Linked DNA regions of Homo sapiens: all the other regions are linked to region 3. Evidence: read pairs that join two places in POLR2A ChIA-PET (ENCODE). Cell type or tissue: MCF 10A. All regions are shown on one strand.

What was found. ChIA-PET counts read pairs that join two places held together with the same protein. Peaks named below come from ENCODE experiments on the same cell type or tissue, not always from the same donor. Only the 100,000 strongest peaks of a DNase experiment are listed, where the experiment ranks them.
Region 1: POLR2A ChIA-PET joins it to region 3 with 11 read pairs; 2 of 35 experiments call an interaction of 5 or more read pairs at or near these places.
Region 2: POLR2A ChIA-PET joins it to region 3 with 41 read pairs; 5 of 35 experiments call an interaction of 5 or more read pairs at or near these places.
Region 4: POLR2A ChIA-PET joins it to region 3 with 13 read pairs; 5 of 35 experiments call an interaction of 5 or more read pairs at or near these places.
Region 5: POLR2A ChIA-PET joins it to region 3 with 11 read pairs; 5 of 35 experiments call an interaction of 5 or more read pairs at or near these places.

Annotation. Positions count from the first base shown.
Region 1 is chr13:108,913,423-108,917,422 of GRCh38, reverse strand. The region is part of intron 16 of MYO16 (myosin XVI); the gene reads right to left. Among named protein-coding and RNA genes, the nearest start is that of MYO16-AS2, 190 kb to the left of the region's middle. RefSeq lists an enhancer at 1,488-1,617. In MCF 10A, a CTCF peak has its summit at 2,114 (motif pointing left); a DNase peak (open chromatin) is centred at 1,542.
Region 2 is chr13:109,270,553-109,274,552 of GRCh38, reverse strand. It overlaps LINC03061 (long intergenic non-protein coding RNA 3061), which reads right to left. Exons shown (of 2, transcript NR_185883.1): 2 at 3,478-4,000. LOC130494219 (a long non-coding RNA gene) reads right to left here and starts at 2,350. Exons shown (of 2, transcript NR_185888.1): 1 at 2,134-2,350. RefSeq lists an enhancer at 3,078-3,806. In MCF 10A, no CTCF peak of the experiment used is centred here; DNase peaks (open chromatin) are centred at 1,082 and 2,442.
Region 3 is chr13:109,145,307-109,149,306 of GRCh38, reverse strand. The region is part of intron 32 of MYO16 (myosin XVI); the gene reads right to left. LOC105370356 (a long non-coding RNA gene) reads left to right here. Exons shown (of 5, transcript XR_931717.3): 3 at 162-259; 4 at 546-725; 5 at 2,138-2,350. Among named protein-coding and RNA genes, the nearest start is that of MYO16-AS1, 20 kb to the left of the region's middle. In MCF 10A, a CTCF peak has its summit at 3,572; DNase peaks (open chromatin) are centred at 906, 1,906 and 3,566.
Region 4 is chr13:109,195,125-109,199,124 of GRCh38, reverse strand. All of the region lies in intron 34 of MYO16 (myosin XVI), which reads right to left. All of the region lies in intron 1 of LOC124903207 (a long non-coding RNA gene), which reads left to right. Among named protein-coding and RNA genes, the nearest start is that of MYO16-AS1, 30 kb to the right of the region's middle. In MCF 10A, no CTCF peak of the experiment used is centred here; no DNase peak of the experiment used is centred here.
Region 5 is chr13:109,254,734-109,258,733 of GRCh38, reverse strand. No RefSeq gene overlaps it. Among named protein-coding and RNA genes, the nearest start is that of LINC03061, 8.8 kb to the left of the region's middle. In MCF 10A, no CTCF peak of the experiment used is centred here; a DNase peak (open chromatin) is centred at 1,533.

The DNA of each region.
Region 1 (4,000 bases), 230 kb after region 3:
TCAGGTAGTTGGAGTGCCATGCAGGGGAAAGCACAGGGCCTCATGTTGCTCCTTGCTCATTAGTGCTCAGCTCTCCCTTCCCCTTCCTCCTGTTAAATAGCTCCCATCCCTACGCAGGAGCCAAATGTATTTCTTCCTTCTGTCCTTAACTTAGGGGCCCGGGATGGGCCTAAGACCTGGGCTGAGCCACCAAGATGGCCTTTTGGCAGAGAGACGAGTTGCTCTTAAGTTAGGGGGCCTAGGGCAGCACGTGGTCACGTTCTCTTCTGTGTTAGAAAACACATACAAAGTAAAACTGATGTGTGTGTGTGCGTGCGTGCATGTGCCATGTGCATGAGTGTGACAGAGAGAAGCCGCATTTGAGTTTCTGCATCTCACATTCGAGTTTCTGCATCTCACATTCCTGGGGCAAACATAACCTCCGCTCTCTTCAGCTACGCCCTCATCTCAACACTCCCCCTTTTTCTTTTTTCTTTAAATGTGTTAGAGTTGGGAATCTAACACTACCAATCAAGAAGTTCCAATGAACAGAAATTTGAAACCAAACGTACCTTAGTTTGAAATCCACCTCTGTCATTTACCAAATATTCCAGCTAAATATCCTTGAACAAGTGACATATCTGGCTTCTGATTTATTATATATAACATCAAGAACAGAAGGCAGGACGGAAGCCACTGACCCAATTCCTCTCATTCTCATTTCAAAGTGAAATGTCCTTGCTAACTTACACAGGTAGTCTAACACTCATATAATGGCTACACTGTCCACCTAGGGTAACAAAAGCTCTGTTAGTTCTAAAATTTTTATGATCTTCTAGATTAAAATAAAGACCTAGCGTAGTTTGTTTTTATAGTCATTAGAGGTGGCAATCCCTAGAACGTCGTAAGTTAGTTTTGCTTCAGCAATGCAAAATAAAGACAGACATGCAGACTTTGACTTTGTGCTTTCTCTTTCATTTGCCTTAAAATCTCAGTGACACGAGGAGATAAAGACAGTATTGCCATTTTGTAGGCAGCATTGTTGTGGAGACAATTTAGGCATAAATTCAGCAGGGCCTGGATTCAGATCTTGGCTACTGGGTGACATCTCACTATACAATACAGACACAGCCTTGCACCCTCTGCTTAGCTGCGGGTGAGGATTCAGTGAGTGAACAAACACTTCAGAGAGTGCCTGGCACATGGGAAGTGCCCCATGAACTGTGCTGATCATGACTGTGACTGTCACTTAGGTTATTAATAATGGAGTCTGTGAGAATCTGGTGAAAGCACCTCCTGTCTTGAACTTTTGTCTTGGGAGCACCTTCAAGCTACTTACTAAGTAAACAGCTTATTATAGCACATAATTATGAAGACTCACCTCCAAATAGTATTTAAGTTTTCCCTTACCTCTTTTTAAACATTATGTGACACTCTCAGATTAGGTTCCCTGTTCATAATAAGCCCTTAGCAGAAACCAAACCTTCACGGGAGCTGCTTGCCGTGGCTTCCCCGTGACAGGTACGGCTCCCAGCAGGATCACAAGTTCAAGCGCGCGGTGACTCAGCTTTTCCTTTCATGGCCACATGGGTTAGAAACAGGTCACATGCTCTGAGTCAAACACTGCTTGTTTTCAACTTAGCATTCAAAATTTGACCTTTACTCACAAATGTTATCCTGCAGCACCACAATCATTTCCACCATTAATCAATACAAAAAGAGATTCAGAATAACTTTTTGGATTTAGGAACCTAGCTTTTCTGGGACTAAACCCATCTAAGCTATTTAAAGTATGCTGAAGATAAACAATGAATGACTATTTCTGGCTTTCATTAAATCTCAATTCCCAAAAGCAGAAATTACATTCGTTCCCCAAATGTAACGTTTGTATAATATACAAAGGGTAAGAAAAATTGAAATAGCCCTTGTAAAACAAACAGCTGCTGGTGAGGGGGTTAGGGGGAAGCAGTCAATATAGGAAGAACCGTAAGTGAAAAAGAAACTTTTGGTAACAAGCATTTGTGTTTGTGTTTCTTCATTTTTCTGTTTTTATTTTAATTTCTTGGTTTGGATTTTTGTTTTGTTTTGTTTTTCTCGTCTGACTTTATGGAGAGCTCGCCATCTTGTGGAATTCCAGATCCGTGCAGTCTTACTGCCACAGCTCAAAATATAGAAACCTACAGACTTTTTTTCTTGTTGTTTTAATAATCTGTGGAGGAAGATGCTTATGCAAAGTGTTATAAATACTGTTTTCATGCAGCTAAGCCTTAGGAGGTGATGTCTATATCTGTATCACTTATATTCTAAAGTTAGGCACACGTCCTATCTGCTGTTTCTAGATATCATTCCTATGTTACAAACAGGAAAGTAGTTTTACATTCATTTTATGCTGAAATAAACCTCCATAAATTTTCATGTGATACTTTCAACATTTTTAGTTCTAAAAACAGAGTCAAAGCTAAACAGCACTTTTGTAGCTTTAATGATAAAACCAAATTACAGGTCGGGCGCAGTGGTTCATGCTTGTGATCCCAGCACTTTGGGAGGCTGAAGCAGGTGGATCACTTGAGGTCAGGAGTTCAAGACCAGCCTGGCCAACATGGTGAAACCCCGTCCCTACTAAAAATACAAAAATCAGCCAGATGGGGTGTCATGTACCTGTAATCCCAGCTATTCAGGAGGCCGATACAGGAGAATCGCTTGAGCCAGGGAGGCAGAGGTTGCAGTGAGCCAAGATAGCACCACTGCACTCCAGCCTGGGCGACAGAGCAAATAAAAGAAAAAAAAGGGAATTACAGCAATGTTTTCTTCTCTCTGGAGGTCTAATCACATAAGATACGATAAGTATTGAATATGCCTTTAGCTCACAGTTACTGATGCATGTATATTTTATTTTGATTCATGTATCTAGTGAGTTGCTATGAAGGAAGAAGAGAGAGAATGAATTTGAAGGAAGAAGGCTTGTAAGTTTTGTAGTGTTTGCTTTAGGACTTAGTGTACTTCATCCAAATTCCACTAAAAGCTACACTGTGGGATAAGTGAGTGAGCAAAGAGATGCTGTGTTCATGTGGTCACATGTAGGCTGGTTTATTCTACATCATAGGAATAGCAATATTATTTTGAAAAACATCAGACAAGAAGATGTGACAATAATAATGCCATTCTTAATAATAGTAGATATACTACATATAATATAGTAAATATAATACATATATTAACAATAGTAGATACAGTAATTATTAACAATAGTAGATATAATTATCTACTTAATAATAGTAGATATACTACATATAATATAGTATATATAATACATATATTAACAATAGTAAATACACTAATTATTAACAATAGTAGATATAATTATCTACTTAATAATAGTAGATATACTACATATATGTAGAATCAGGCAGCCCCCAGAATCACAGCAGATTCAGAGAGACTCCAGGGATGCCTCGTGGTCAGAACAAATTTATAGACAAAAAAAGGGAAGTGCCATAAAGAAATCGGCAGTGAGGTATAGAAACAGCTGGATTGGTTACAGGTTGGTGTTTGCTCTATTTGAACAACTGAACACTCAGCAGTCTATCAGTGGTTGAAGTATGGCCGCTGGGATTGGCCAAGACTCAGCTATTGTTACAGGCACATACACCTAAGTTGGGTTTTCAGTCTTGTCTGCCTATTAAGCTAGGTTATAGTTCGTCCACAAGGACTCAAATACAGAAGCACGGAGTCCTCCTCCAGCCATATTTAGTTTGCTTTAACATATGGTATTGAGCATTTTACAAATAGCAATATCCTTTACCTATGGGTACCAATTTTAAGGAAGGGATTCAGAAGACCATCAGTTTGTGAAAGGTTAGAAAGCTCGCAAATTCAGGTTTACATTTCTAATTGTGAACAAGCCAAACAGTTTCCAAAACTATGGAACTTAATACTCATAATTACCAAATAAAGATTAGATACCAACCTAAATTTAAACATTAAACAAATATGAACTTCTCAAACCCAACCGACATTGCAA
Region 2 (4,000 bases), 130 kb before region 3:
TGTTCAAGAACATTGTGATCACTTCAGATAATGTTTATCTTATTTATGATGTTGCACTGACACAGACTGTCAAGGCTGAATTCCTACCCTGCCTGTCAACAAGTAAACAAGTCCTTAAGCGGATTATGGGAACTAACTAAGGAGTAATTAGAAGCATTTTGTCAAGTCACTAGAATGGAATCCCAGGGTGGACCCTTTAGGAGAGGGAGAGTTCTTTGATAATGCAAACACATTCTTTAGATTCCAGGTTCCAGTGTGGCTTCTGGGTGGCAAAGTGAGAGGAGCTTGCTTTGGAGAAGTGGAGCTGGCCTTAGGAAGGCGTGTTTGACTCTGTTGACAATTATCAGTCAGGAGCTAGATCTGGGTAGGACAGTTAGAAACACTGACATAATTCTTACTTTGTTTTGTTGGCCTTAAGAATAAAAATTTTAAAATACAGATGATTATTCTATACTTTCAGGTTTATTATCAACCTGTAGCACTCAAAAGCTTTCAATTATTGTTAATATATTTGAGTTAAATATCAAAGTAATAGGCATTACTTACTTTTAGAAAATTGCAACCAATAAGAGGCATTTCATTTGTCGTGCATTTAACTTTTGAGACATAATGAATAGTTTCCTAAAACTTTTCAAAGCTGAATGTTATGGAAGAAACATTCTCACCATAACTCTTAAAAATTGCATATCCTTACAAGTGAATACCATATCAAAATATGAAAATCATTTCAGATATTTATTAACTACTTAAAACTGACAAATGGTAAACAGAAATGTCATTTCTTTCATTAGTACAGAGAAAGCTCCCTCACTCCTCCCAAATATCTATTGTGATGAATTGGTTGATTATTTTAAACAATGTAGTTGCACAAATAGACATTAATGTGAATGATGATAGCATGTCACTTCTGAGGAATTGCATTTAGGAGGTACGTGTATGACAGCTTATGTGTAATCTTCAGGCTTGTATTTATGCCACAAGAAAATAGACTTTCTTCAATGATTCACTTCATCACAGGTGGCCTACCTACCTGAAAGACATCTTCATGCCAAAGTTGGCTGACTTTCTCATGCACAACGAACCCATATTCCCGTAGGAATTGAAGGATATGACTAATCAGTTGAAAACAGTTCTTTCATTTGTTTAACATGTCAAACTCAGGAACAAGCCCCAAGGTTCAAGTTTTACTGAAAGACTTTTACCATAGTGCTTTTTTGACATAGAAAAGAAAAACAGAACAATAAAAAAAAGAAAGTCAACAATTTTTTCAGTGAAGAGACTCACAGAGATTGAAGGTTCTCCGAAAACATTCAGGCCAATGCATCATTTTACATATGAGAAAACTGAAGTCCAGAGGTGACAAAATTTGACAAATCTACATAGCTAAAATGAAACCAAACAGACTCGTAATCCTACTTGGTGCTGGAGGGAGGCTGCAATCTGGGGAACTTGTTATCCAGACATCCCAGCTGGTAGAGTGTGCTACTACATAGATAAAGTCACTGTGGTTAGTGTCTAGCCTCAGCTTTAAAGTTCTGGAAAATCAAATTTGTCAATATTCCCATGGTTATTTAGAGTTAGGGGAACTAATATAAATTCCAAAATATAAATTTATAAAAGAAAATATTGTGACTTTTCTTGTTCTCTATGTAGAACATGCCCATAATCTTCCATAATCATCCTTATGACATGCAGCATCCTTACAATGACTGAGAAGTGGTAAATTTGGAAGCTTCTTAGGTGAGTGTCGAGAGGGCCGAGGAACAGAATAGTCTCGGGACATCTAGTCATCCCAATTTTACAATTGAGCTATAGGCTGATAATACCACTGTCTCTGTTCTCTAAATAAGCATGGCAAAATTGTGGTTTTCTGAATGTCGTTCATCAATAATCCAAGCTGGCTTTTTCACAGTTAGTGTCTAGATAAGGTTCAACAACATACATGTGGTTTCTCATGGTTGTATTTTATTTACATTCTATTCCCCCTTTCAGACCAATCAATCACCTTGATTGAAGTTCTGACTGTGGTCTTGCTAAGAATTCTTCTGGAATATGATCCCTTTTGCTTGTCTCTTCAGCTTGCTTGGCAACTTTCTACCCACTTTCCTCAAAATTCCGAGACATCAGACTCACCTCCAGTTCATCTCCAGTTCATGTGACAGCTGCTGTCCCTGCTGGTGAAGTGGCTGTGCTGTCTGGGGTATACACCCTGGGGTTCATCGTCACACACCAAGAATTCAGGACACAATCACATGTGGGTGGGTTAGGGAGTGGAAAATTTAATAGATAGAAGAAAGGAGAGAGGAGAGCAGCTCTTAGAGAGAGAGAGAGAGAGAGACATCTGAAAAGTGGGGAGGCAGTGGACCAAAACAGATATAATAAGTTGGAGAAGGCGGTGTCTGATTTACATAGGGCTCACAGACTGGTTCCATCAGGTATGACGTCTACATAGTGTGCGGGGGAAGGCTGGTTGCCCCACCCTAATCTAATTATGCAAATAGGCTTTCCAGTTGATCAGAGCCATCTTCTCTGCTCCTTACAATACACTTGGCTGGCAGGGAAGGGAAGATGGAGCCACCAGTTTGAAAATGTCTAGTCCTTAGTTCCTGCTGGCATTCACCTATGCAAGCTCCCAGCTTGCAGGCTGCTCTTTGTTAGAAAATGACTTGGGGCTGCTTTTCATTAAAAAGAAAAGCCTTACCCAGGACTCCCATGCCCTTGCTATCTGCCTAAGCAATTCCTTCTTAACTCCTATATCCCTGGGGAGATGGTAGGAGTGCTGCCCCTGTCTCCTTGCTTGAGAGGGGAACTGCCCCAGGGAACCACCGCCATCTTTCTCTATTGCCTGTGTGACTGCAGCATGGTGAGGTTCTAAGTCCCTGTACCCCTTTTGACTAAGGATGTTTTCCTTCTTCCCCATGATTTTGCTGGAGAATGAGAGGCAGAATTAAAACGTGCTGCATTTGTATTCAGATGTAAAGTTTGTGTCTCTGCAGAAAGCATTGCTTGTGTAGAGAAGGAAAGCATATTGTTTTAGTCCACAGGGGAGCTAGAAATGTGATCAGTCATCAGAATAAGGCAGATGTGTGCTAAATATTTCAGTCACTTATTAGCAGATAATTTATTGGCTTATTATCAAATGTAGCAAATATTTGCCATGTCTGCTTTGGGTTACTTTTTTTGGGAAGCCTTAGGCCGATTTTTGGCAACAGGGATTGAAAACATTTTACCACTTCCCTTACTGAAAAGGCCTTGTTGCCTGGGTGGGTGCCCAAGTCGTTGGTCTCACAGCTGAGGAAATCGACGATGCAGACACACCAAGGACGAGGTCAGAGCAGAAGCAGAAGTTTAACAGGTGAAAGAAAGAGAACAGTTCTCTGCTGCAGAGAGGGGTCCCAGAAAGGGTTGCCGTCCCACAGTAAAATGAAAGGGTTTTTTTCATGCGCGTCCGTGTGAAGAGACACCAAACAGGCTTTGTGTGAGCAACATGGCTGTTTATTTCACCTGGGGGCAGGCGGGCTGAGTCCGAAAAGAGAGTCAGCGAAGGGAGATAGGGGTGGGGCCGTTTTATAGGATTTGGGAAGGTAATGGAAAATTACAGTCAAAGGGGGTTGTTCTCTGGTGGGCAGGGGCGGGGGTCACAAGGTGCTCAGTGGGGGAGCTTCTGAGCCAGGAGAAGGAAATTCACAGGGTTAATCACTCAGTTAAGGTGGGGCAAGAACAAATCACCATGGTGGAATGTCATCAGTTAAGGCGGGGCAGGGCCTTTTCAGTTCTTTTGTGATTCTTCAGTTACTTCAGGCCATCTGGGCGTATACGTGCAAGTCACAGGGGATGCGATGGCTTGGCTTGGGCTCAGAGGCCTGACATTCCTGCCTTCTTATATTAATAAGAAAAATAAAACAAAATTGTGTTGAAGTGTTGGGGCGGTGAAAATTTTTGGGGGGTGGTATGGAGAGAGAATGGGCGATGTTTCTCAGGGCTGCTTCAAGCGGGATTA
Region 3 (4,000 bases):
CAACAGGAGAGAGCCACTTACAAATAGCTGTTTATATTATGACCAGGATGCCATTAACACGTCACAGTGTATATCTGAGTATTTCCCATTATACGTATGCACCTAGAAGCGCTGCTATGGTTTTTGTTCATTTTCTTCCTCTGGCTCTTTGCACTTTGTAGGAAAGATCCTAAGAGTTAATGCTGAATTCCTATGTGACAGAAGAGAAACAATGGAGATAATTCAGAGCCTTGTCATCAAGCTAACAAGGAGCTTCCAGGTACAAAGCCTATCAGGCTCTGATTCCATGCAAGGAAAGTCATTTTCTCCTCCTTCTTCCTCAAAAATGCATGGCTATATTCTAAAGGAACCACACACCCTGAAGTTTCATGTCTCAACCTATATTCATCCATTGGCCTGCAGTGTCTATTACCCTGACTTCTGCACCTAGAGAGCTCCATCCACCCATCATCCGCCTCTAACATTCCTCTTGCCCTTCTGCCAGCTCTGGTTGCAAGGCCCTCAGATTCTCTCAGGCATTTACCTCTTTCTTCTTCTGGCTGCAGAAAATGCCGTGTGTGCACATCTCCTGCAGCGGCTCCTCACTTTTCCCACGTCACTGACATTTTGGGAGGATCCGATAAAGCTTATGAAGCCTCTGCCCAAACAAGTGGCATGTATACCATGGGGGCTCATGGGCCACTTGGAGCTCAACTACGAATCCACGAGTGGTTTATGGCCCTCAGGTTAGAAATTCTCTCCTCTTTGGAATTTCTTTCACTGAAAGTGGATGCACCTTCTGTCTCTTATATGGTCTGTGAGAGGGCAGAGGCAATGCCAGATTTGTTTATCAGTGTTTTGGATTTCCAGTAGCAATCCCTGTGCTTACATTAAGTACATGCTTATTGGATGACTGTAAGGGAATTAGCTCCACAAGTTAGTGCAAGTCTGGTTTATAGGCCTCCTGCTTGCACAATTTCCCTGTATGAATTATTGGGCATTTATATAGAGAAAGCGCTACAAGTTGTGAGAAAAATGTCACAAACATTCACAACAAATCCTTAGGCATTAAAAATATATATTTCTAATTAATATAGGGAACAAAGAGCTTTGTGCTCTTAACATAGATAAATTTGGTTACTGATACATTTATTAACATTGAAAGTTCATTTCGAAGTGTAGATGAACACAGTATTATTTCTACTAGACATTTAGGGGATTAAAAACAATGAAATATATAGCTGCAAGTCTCAGGCACAAGCACTCTTGGCTACTACAGAGAGGCAAAGAAATTAGAAAAAAAATCCTTTTCTTCCAAAGAGACATATTCTCTTCTTGTCAAGCCCAGGTCTATTAACATGGCAAAGGAAGAAACTTCACACAGCTCCTGCTTGCTTAATGTCCACTTAGTGATAAATGGAGACCCCCCTTCTCTGGGGGTGTTAATCTAGTTTCCCCAAAGGACTTACTCGTTTGGAAAATGAGGAAAATTATGCATTGATTTAAAATGGTTCTGGAATGCAGAGGAGCGCCCCACTTTGTATGAGACAAGAATTCAGACAGTCACAGATCATCAGCAGAAGAGCACCTCAGTAAATTATCTTCCACACTTTTTCTAATTTTCATGAGCACTCCCACCCCCAACTCCCCACACACAAATAAATCACTGTGGGGAGAAATCATCAAGGGGAGTGAAAAAGATTTAACTGCTTCAGACAGGATAAAACACTACAAGACCCGCACATAGGCAAGAAGCCTGGGGGATGCTAAGCTCTGCATCCCATTATGGGATGTCAAGATTTGCATAAGGCAGACTAATGTCTCATACTTCAGTCTCGTTTCGATGTGTCAGAGAATAAATGACGATAATGTTGGAACTTCTGTTTCAAACATCAGGAGCAGAGAATAGCAATTTGCACACACCGTCCTGGAGCACATCCCAGGTTTCCATGAGTAATTCAGGGGCATTTGAGTCATTGTAAAGCATCCTGCATCTTGTCGCTAAACAATGAATGGGTAACTGCACTTGATTTGGCATAGAAACATCTGAAACCCATATGATATTGACTTAGGATGCAATTGCGTGTCTTTGAATTTTGATCTTTCATAGTTAGTTCTACCTGATATAATATTTAGAATCTTTTTTTTTTTTCTGTAGTAGAAGGGGCTGTCTGCAAGTGTTCCCTTGGAGAAATTTGCAGAGTCACATTGCTTGGTGGAATGCTAGCCCAAGAATTATTTTGTTTGTGTCGTGAAAAATGACGCCCTGGCTTCGAGAATCAGGCTTTTGTCATGAATAGCAGCTTCATGCTCGTGAAGACTGAAATGGATTGATTGGTTTGAGTACTTATTAAAATGCCTTAAGAATAAATGTTTTTTTCTTCTTAAAGAACATCTATGATAAAATATTTATAAATATTTAAATATATATTATTTAAATGGTTTGACATTGGTTTTCTTTTTTCTCTTTCTTTTTTTCTTTCTCTTTTTCTCTTTCTCTCTTTCTTTCTTTCTCTCTTCTTTCTTTCTTTCTGGGCAGTGTATTGCTCTGTGGTCTAACCTGGAGTGTAGTGGAGCAACCACGGCCACTGTAGCCTCCACTTCCCAGGCTCAAGCGATCTGCCCACCTCAGCCTCTCAAGTAGCTGGGACCGCAGGCACATGCCACCATGCCTGGCTATTTTATTATCATTATTGTTTTTTTTGTAGAGACAAGGCCTGGTTAGCTACTTTGCCAGGGCTAGTCCTGAACACCTGGGCTCAAGCGATCCTTCCACCTCAACCTCCCAAAGGGCTTGGATTATAGGCATGAACCACCATGCCTGGCTGATTTGACATTGGGATGCACTTAAAAATGATCCAGTGCCAGAGGAGGGAAATGGGCAGGAGTAGAGATGAAATAGGATGGGCCACAGAGAAGGTTCATTAATCTATTCTTTATACTTTTGTCTATGTTTGAAATTTTCCATAAGGAAAACTTGAAAAACAATTATTTTGTAAACAAATGGCCCTATGGAATAAAAGTATATTGTAAAAAAATTGTTTATAAAATACTCTCACTCCAAACTCATAATGTTCTTATTCAGAATATTTATGTAATCAAATAAAATATTTGAAATTAATAGTGACTTCCATTTAGCTTATGTGATCCTTATTAAGTAAAAATGCCACAAGAGCTAGTTCTATCAAATAGATTTGTATGTCAAACTGCTCTTTTATAGGTAAATTTTACCTCAAACAACTATTTAATAGCCACCTACTATATGCAAAGAAATACTGTACATTACAGCTTTTTTGTTGACATCATTTTTAGTACCTGTTTATAACTTATAAGCTAAGGATGCACTGTATCAGAATGTAATAAAACTGAATTTTTAAAAAATATTTTGAGTCTGATTTTCGTTAATTCGGCCTGGCTGTCTTCCACTTTCTTCTCCAGATTTCTGAGATGTACTGCATTTTTTGTCAAGACCCTGTCTTCCTGATCTTTTTCAGTGAGTAGAGAATAACATGCTCATGTGATTTCACTTTATTCTGGATAAACTCAACCAGACGCTGAGATGCCATTCAGAGCAATGGAGCACCCTAGTGGCCTAAAGGAGCCAAGGACTCTCATTCACCATTTGAATCGGGTCTCATAGTTTTTGAAACCAAGCAACTAGAAATAATTAGCATAATAATATTAGCCACATCATCACATGAGATGGAAAAAAATGTTGTGAATTAATGGGATCTTTATGTCTAGAATGGAACAGACAATTAAACATTTAGTCAATATTAATTTTAAGGGCCAAGTAGCCTAGACACTGTATCCCAGAATTATACATACCCATCATCAGTATAAAGTTCATTTGGCATTCTTGAGTTTATGGGAAAATTCTCTTCAACTAAACTCTTATGACTATTACTCGTTGCCCCTCAGTGAACAAATATTAATTTTAAAAGACTTTTTTTTTTTCTGTCTCTTTTTCTCTTGCTGTCTGAGCAGCATTGCATAGGTAGCTAGGGGAAGAGACTCTAGA
Region 4 (4,000 bases), 50 kb before region 3:
GTTAATTAACCTTTGATCTGAATATTGAGAAGTGAGATGGGCACCTAACCAGTTAGAACAGGGGAGAAGAACATGCGAGGAGAAGGGTTTCCACAGGATTTGACGTAGACAAGTGACAGGAATGACATTAAACTTCATTTTCTATGATGAAATGACAAACCCATGTGGAATTGGAGGATGGTTTTGAGCACAGTCAGTGTGGCTGAAAAACCTGGCCTCTGGAGCCGGAATGCCTGGGATGGAACCCAACTATGCAAGCTACTTGTGCAATGCTGAACAAGCATTCGCTGGCTTCATCACCTGTAAAGTGGGACCACAAGAAATTACCTACCTTGTAACAACTTGATGTGGATTATATGAGTCACATATGCAGGTGTCTTAAAAGAAAGCCTCACAAAAGTAGTGAGTGCTGTTTAAATATGAGCTGTTACAGTTGTACCATGGTTAGCTCCTTGACTTGAACAAAATCCTTAAACACTGCTGAATTATGATTATCCTGATGACTCAGTTAAGTAATGCTAAATAGGTGCACTTCTCACGATTTATGGCCTTTTATAAATATAACATAATATATTCTTTTATTACTAAAAAGCAACCCAGAAAATACTGAGCAACACATTAGATTTAAAACATAACTATGATTTATATATGACTCAAAACTAAATAAAGTTCTACAGGAAGAAAATTAGAAAACTCTTACAGCTTTTTTGAATTTTAGGGGTAAGATAACAAAGAGTATGAAGAGATTTTAGTGACCTATTTAAACAGTTGTTAAATGCAATGCTTCTGAAGTTAGGGTTTGTATTTTCAGGAGTCCTCAAATTCCTTCAACAATTTAAAATTTATTTGCGTTTATATATTCATGATATCTTTTTAAAGTAATTGTACTTTGTATCATCTTGAATATCTATATTTCAAGCTAGTACTCAATGAGATTTTTTTATGTCTTTGTATTTTATTTATGAGTAGGATGACAGAAGTAATATTATTTATACTGTTGTAGGTTAATGAGAAAAGAGCAGATGGATTTAATATGTAATAGATTTTCTTTTTCCTGCAAGAAAAGCTATGTGATATTGCAAAGCAGGGTAAGTTCAAAAGCTGGCTGTCATTTCAAATAGAAATAGTGGTAGGGGCTTGGTTAGCCAGTGGCATAAAGTGGGAAAAACACACAAAGCTTGACGGAACTTGATGAATAGAATAGTCAGCGCACGTTTCCAACAGTCATGTCATTTCAGCTAAACAAAATCTCATGCCTAACATCAATGTTGTGAATTTTACCTTTATTTTGCTTTTGTAGACTTTTATTCTACTCAAGTGGTCAATTTGCCTTGGTTTTATAGCTGAAATGAAAGCTCAAAGAGTAAAGAGATTATTTGTAACACTGTATGTCTATACATTTAATTAACATTGTAAAATAATTTAAGAAACTTTAAGGGTCAAGGGGATGTTTTTCTTTCATTTAAAAAGTATCATGTATATTACAAGAGTTGGAGTAATGTTGATCTATTGCATGTGGGTAGAATTAGTTACTGCCTCACAAGACTATGGTGTCCTTGGAGCCTAAAATGAGTAAATTAATCTCTACCCAGCACAAAGTATCCAGTGTACTTGCTTAGAGAGTTTAAAGGGAGTAAGCGTATGAATGCATGGCCCACGTTTGAGAGAAGGGAGAAACATTATCACACAGTATTAAATGTGTGGGTCCATTTAAAAAAAAACCTTGGGGGTAAATGGGCAACTCAGCTCCATCAAGTCCAGGAAATAGAACAGAAGAGAGTGCCTTCAAGCAACGCCAGGCTTCCCCTGAACGCATTCTTACACGTGAGTTGTATTTCACATTCACAGATTCAGCGAAGGGTTTTTCAAACACTAGAAAGCTCTGGGAACTTATTAAAAATGCTCGGCTGCTCTGAAATCACATGGGGTGTGGGTGGTCCCATGCTCGTTTCTTGCTGTGAATTCAACATGCCTAAATAGATCTGAATGGCTAGTGGGCGGAGCCGCTGAAGGAGAGGGGGACAGTCACCACAGACTCCTGGTGGCCAAAGAATGCAGTGCCTTAGGGTTAAGGGATCAAATAAACTTACATGTCCAAAATTATTATTTTGGGATGGCACGGAAAAAATTGTACTGTTCTATAATAGGTACAAAATCCAGGCATTTAGAAAAGTGCACAGGCTCTCTGACAGTTTAATGTCTTTAAAAACAAAATTGTTTGGTGAATAAGCTAATAAGACACTTGCTAGTTATTCTGTAATTTTTATTTTTAAAGTTGACATTCAAAAGAGAGCTGAAAGCTTCAAAGTTTGGGGGCCACTTGCAGTTCTGTAATGAGAGAGCAAAGTCACGGTTTATACGGAGCTAGGAAAACCTGACGTCCAAAGAAATTGACAAAGGGATCCATTCCACAAACATTTGTGGCCAAGGCAGTATTACTGGAGCCCTTAGGGTGGGGCCAGCATTTCTCATAAACAAGCTCCTGTCAGTTTGGACCACCTAAAATGTGGCCTGGGTTAAACCTCTAACACCCCTATGTTCTTTCTGCTCTTAAGACAGGATTATGTAAGGTAAAAGCTAAGTCATTTACATTCAATGAATGTCTGTGCCTCTGAACACCAGAAAAGCATTTCAAGCTCCTAGGATATGCAAACAGATATATAAATGATCATGGTCCAGACCCATTTCCCTATGGGTTGGGATACTCACCCTCAAACAAATTCCCTTCTATTTATTAGGTTTTCAACAAGAAGATTCCTTCATAGAAATGGTAATTCTTAGAAAATTACAATGCTACTTAAGATACTGGTGATTACTAACTCGACAACTCAGTACGGGGATTTAAAAAATGATTTTATTCTGTTATTGAGAAAACCTTGGTGATTTGAAATTTAGACATTCAAGACATGAATCTACTTTCCATTTCTGTACTTTACTGTAAAGAATCTTGTGTCTCTCAACATCTAGGAGACATCAATTAGATAAGAAGATGGAGTTTGATAAAGTGATGTAAAAACGGAGGTGATGCCAGTGTTTTCTCTAAAGTGAGACACTTGTAATTAGTTCACTTATTTTCAGGCATTACAAAACACTAAATCTCTCACAACCTGGGTGAAAATACAACGTGATCTAAAGGCTTAATGAGGTTTATTGATTATTTATATATTTACTAATTTTCAATAATTTCCTATTGGACAATTATGAGGTCTAGGGCATGAACCAATTAAACATAAGATATAAAATTTCTTCAATTTCTATGGATATGCATTCCTGTGGATCATATTAATAAATGTAAATTAATAATTTGCTACCGATTTTTAACTTAAGTCTTTCCCTTCAAGGATAAAAATAGTCTTTGTTAAATAATTCATATGTAAAATCATGTTGCTGTTCATTTGTCACAGAATTGATTTTTCTATTGACTATTCACCCAAAGGTGAAAAGAGGCATTTACTGACATTTATGGAAATTAAAAGAAGGAAATGTCTTGGCTGACTGAATAGTGAATATTAGTGTTTCAAATGCAAATCGCATTTCTACTTGGAGCTAACAAGATGTTGAAGAATAAAAAATGTTGAAAAATGAAATTTGAAAAAACAGAGTCTATAAAACCGAAGTCTACTTAAATAAATCCTAAAGATATAGCATAAAGTGTGATTTTTAAAAAGTCTTTGATTAAAAGCTTACATATATCTACACTTCTAAAGAACCAAGAAAAATATCTGAAAGTCAAAATAGCACTTGTGGTGTTTTAAAAGAGTTGGTCCTTCCTAATTCAGAAATATTCATTTATATAGCAATACAATTAAATTCATTCTTGGGATTTTGTTTCTTTGTTGCTTAAGGTTTAAACAAAGGGGAAAATATCCTTTAAAAGGCACGTTAAAAGTTTTATTGGAAACAAGAGGAGCTATATCTGGACAATAGTGAGGGAAGGAAGCAAGAGAGAGGATTTGCATTTTTTACCTTATCTGGATGCTTTAATTTCTTAAAAAAAATC
Region 5 (4,000 bases), 110 kb before region 3:
AGGGCATTCAGTAGAGGCTCCACAAAGGCCACATCTTAAGTGCAGGGCTCACCTAGCCCCAGAGCAAAAGCTATTCTAAACCTTCTCTAACAAAGCTTAAAAACATCCTAAGAAAGACTGTAAAGGTCAAACATCCTCAAAGAGATTAATCTCCTTCCAGAACAAAGTACAGAGTATTTTAAAGGAAGACAGGAATCCAGACATTGAACAACAGTGGTGATGTCAAATATCCAATTAAAATTACTAGACATGTGGGGAAGCAAGCAAATGTGACCCTACCAAGAAAAAAAATCAGTTGATAGAAACAGAGCAGTGACTTTCTAGTTACCAAAGCTAATGATTTTAATTTAGTTGTGATCATCCTATTTGATCCATTTGGGAGGTACTTTGCTGATGATTACTCTTCCCCTCTCTTGGCATCTGTAACACAGAACATCCCTAGTTCCCTGACATTTCTACAAACCCACCTTCTCACTTCTTTATTGGCTCTTGTGTCTGCCTTATTTCTTTTTTTCTTTTTTTGAGATGAAGTCTCATTCTGTCACCCAGGCTGGAGTGCGGTGGTGTGATCTCGGCTCACTGCAAGCTCCACCTCCTGGGTTCACACCATTCTCCTGCCTCAGCTTCCTGAGTAGCCAGGACTACAGGTGCCTGCCACCACGCCTGGCTAATTTTTTGTATTTTTAGTAGAGATGGGGTTTCACTGTGTTAGCCAGGTTGGTCTCGATCTCCTGAACCTCATGATCCACCCACCTCGGCCTCCCAAAGTGCTGGGGTTACAGGTGTGACCCACTGCGCCCGGCCGTCTGCCTTATTTCTAAGTATTAGTGTTCCTCATGGCTTTTCTTTTCTTTTACTTCTTTCTGACTTATATTACAAGTTCTCTGAAGAGTCTCATTTATTCCCATGACTTGAATTAAACATTTTCTTTTTATAAGTTTTTGCTTGTATAATAAAAATATTTTAGTAATTATTATGGTTATTGTGTCCATATGCATTACACTTTATCAAATATTGTTATAGACTTTCTTTTGATTCCTGTGCAACCTGTGTGTGATGAAAAATTCAGGAACTCTTACTACTATTTTTAACAAAAAAGAAAAAAAAAGTTTAGCAAGATGAAGGTACTTGTCCAAGGTCACCTGTCTGGGAAGTGGTTTGGCATGGTCTAGAATCTGGGATTTCTGACTCTTAGTGCCAATGCTGTCACCAAATCTGCAGTTTTCTACAATGTGTCCTTTGTAATCCACAAGGATTGAATACACTGTGGATTATCACATATTCAATAATCATGATAACTGCTGTGAAAAAATTGTCTGAGGTTCTTATTTAATTTTGAAATAGAAACGTCTCCTTGTTGGGCAGTGATGTGTAGATGAGTTTCTTTGAATAATGTCTTTAAATGGACCGAGGCAAATTCTGTCAGGTGATTCATGCCTCACATTGACATTCCAAAGAGTCAGATTGCACAATGTGCTTTTGACTTTCTCCCTCTGAGCAATTTGAACTATTTGTGCTCACATGTCCTATCATGGAGCTAGCTGCCAGTGTGGATGTTCAGTTTCATCATGACTAGGATTCCTATCTGTGTGGACACAGGCAGGAAAGTCCAGGATAACTTCAGTATAGGGCTGTGGGTGGCTTACATTCTGAATTCATGGGTATTGTCTTCCTTTACAGGGAGGCTAGTGCCTAACATAACAAATATTTGTCAATGGTGATGATAGCTTTCCTTATATAGTTCATACTCCATCACTCTAGTTAGGAATGTTACACACTTTTTTCTCCTTAACCCAGGAATCCCTACTATGCCCTTTGATGTAATCCCATAGTTTTTGTTTTGGTATGTGACTTGAGAAGTCAAACGGTTGGACACAATTTTGAATTTTCTCAGTTTGCCTTAGCACATTCAAATAAAAGTCAGAAAATGCAGAGGTCCTCAGGAAACAAATATCCCCAGCCTCACCCCCAAACACACAACAACAACTGAAACAAAAGCAAACACATGAATTAACAAACAAACAACACCTTGAAAAACCTAAACTTTTATTAATGGTCTTTTCTGTACATATCTGTTTTCTCATTTACAATTTAAAAGTATTAAGGAAAGCTTATTTTAAAGTAATTGAATAGCGATATTTTGAATTACAGCCTCTGTTATGTTTGGGACTGCACCAGGCATCTTTATTTAAACTATTATTTTAAGTTCAGGGGTACAAGTGCAGGTTTGTTACATAAGTAAATTTGTGTCATAGGGTTTTGTTTTACAGATTATTTAATCATCCAGGTATTAAGCCTAGTAGCCATTAATTATTTTCTGGATCCTCTCCTTCCTCCCAGTCTCCCCTCTGATAGGCCCCTGTGTGTGTTGTTCCCCTCTAGTGTCCATGTGTTCTCATCATTTGGCTCCCACTTATAAGTGAGAATATGTGGTATTTGGTTTTCTGTTCCTGTGTTAGTTTGCTAAGAATAATGACCTCCAGCTCCATCCATGTCCCTGCAGAGAACATGATTTTGTTCTTTTTTATGGCTGCATAGTATTCCATGGTGTATATGTACCACATTTTGCTTTATCCAGTTGACCATTGATGGGCATTTAGGTTGATTCCATGTCTTTGCTATTGCGAATAGTAGCACTTATCATTTACACTCTTCAGAGTAGCGCTCATAATTGCTCGTTAAAATTCTGCTTAATAACATGATTAAACCTGTGTTGTTTTCAAAGGAAAAACAAATTTCATTTGCATATGCAAATTTCATATTCATATGCTGTAACCTGTGTGTATCATTGCCCTTTATATATACTATTGATTTTAGTAGGGGTGAAATAATCTTTTATAACTGTGTTTTTCTTTCTATGTAAAAAATGTATGCTTGTTACTAGAAGGTGAAAGTAAGGGTTAAATGACTTAGAGTAAGAAAAAGAGTAAGTTTGTTGTGTCATTTCTGAATTCCTTTTGCCCTTGTGCCAATTTCATACCAATGTTTCACTGCAATGAGAGTGTTCATTTTTCCTGGTGTTTGAGTTCTGTGTTTCCTTTCTCTCACACTTCATCATACCAGGGTGTGTTTAGTGCTACACAATTTTAAATGGTTCTGTTTTCACAGCGAACAACCACATACCACATCAATAGAATGTTCATGATGACAGGCTGTATTGCCTTTTGCAAATAGCCTAAACAAATAAAGTTCTATATGTTTCTTGCCACCTTGAAGCAATTAGGGTTTAAAATGGAGTCTTAGAGGTAGTTGTGGCAATTAGGTTGGCATGAAAGCAAGATATGATTTTGTAGACTTGTGTTCCTTAAAAATATACAGTGTTGATTTCACTAGAAAACATATTTATGTCAGTGGTATACTAAATAGGTTACTGTGGGTTTGTTTGCCAGGATGCTCAAAATTGAAAGTTGAAACTTGTAATAAATTTAGCAACGACATGTGTCCCCAAATCTTAAATTGAGATTTTCCAAGATCTTTGGTAACACAAGGCACACACATATGCCTCACTGAGTGCAAGCTCCACTGCCTTATGGTGCCTCCCTGATGCCGAGGACTTGGTAACCGTGGCACTAATTCTGTGTGGGGGTATTATTTTCCCCATTTTACAAATGAGGAATCTGAGGTTCATACAGTGTAAGCAATTTTTCCAAGGTTAGAACAATAGCGATAAGATTAGAACAAAACTTTCAAAACCCATTCTCTCCATTTTAATAATCTGCCTCTCACTAGGTCATTCTACATTTTTTTAAAAAGGTGGTTTTGGCCAGGTGCAGTGGCTCACGTCTGTAATCCCAGCGCTTTAGTAGGCTGAGGCAGGCATTCAAGACCATCCTGGCTAACATGGTGAAACCCTGTCTCTACTAAAAATACAAAAATTAGCTGGGCGTGATGGCGCATGCCTATAGTCCCAGCTACTCAGGAGGCTGAGGCAGGAGAATCGTTTGAACCTGTGAGGCAGAGGTTGCAGTCGAGATTGCACCACTTCACTTCAGCCTGGGCA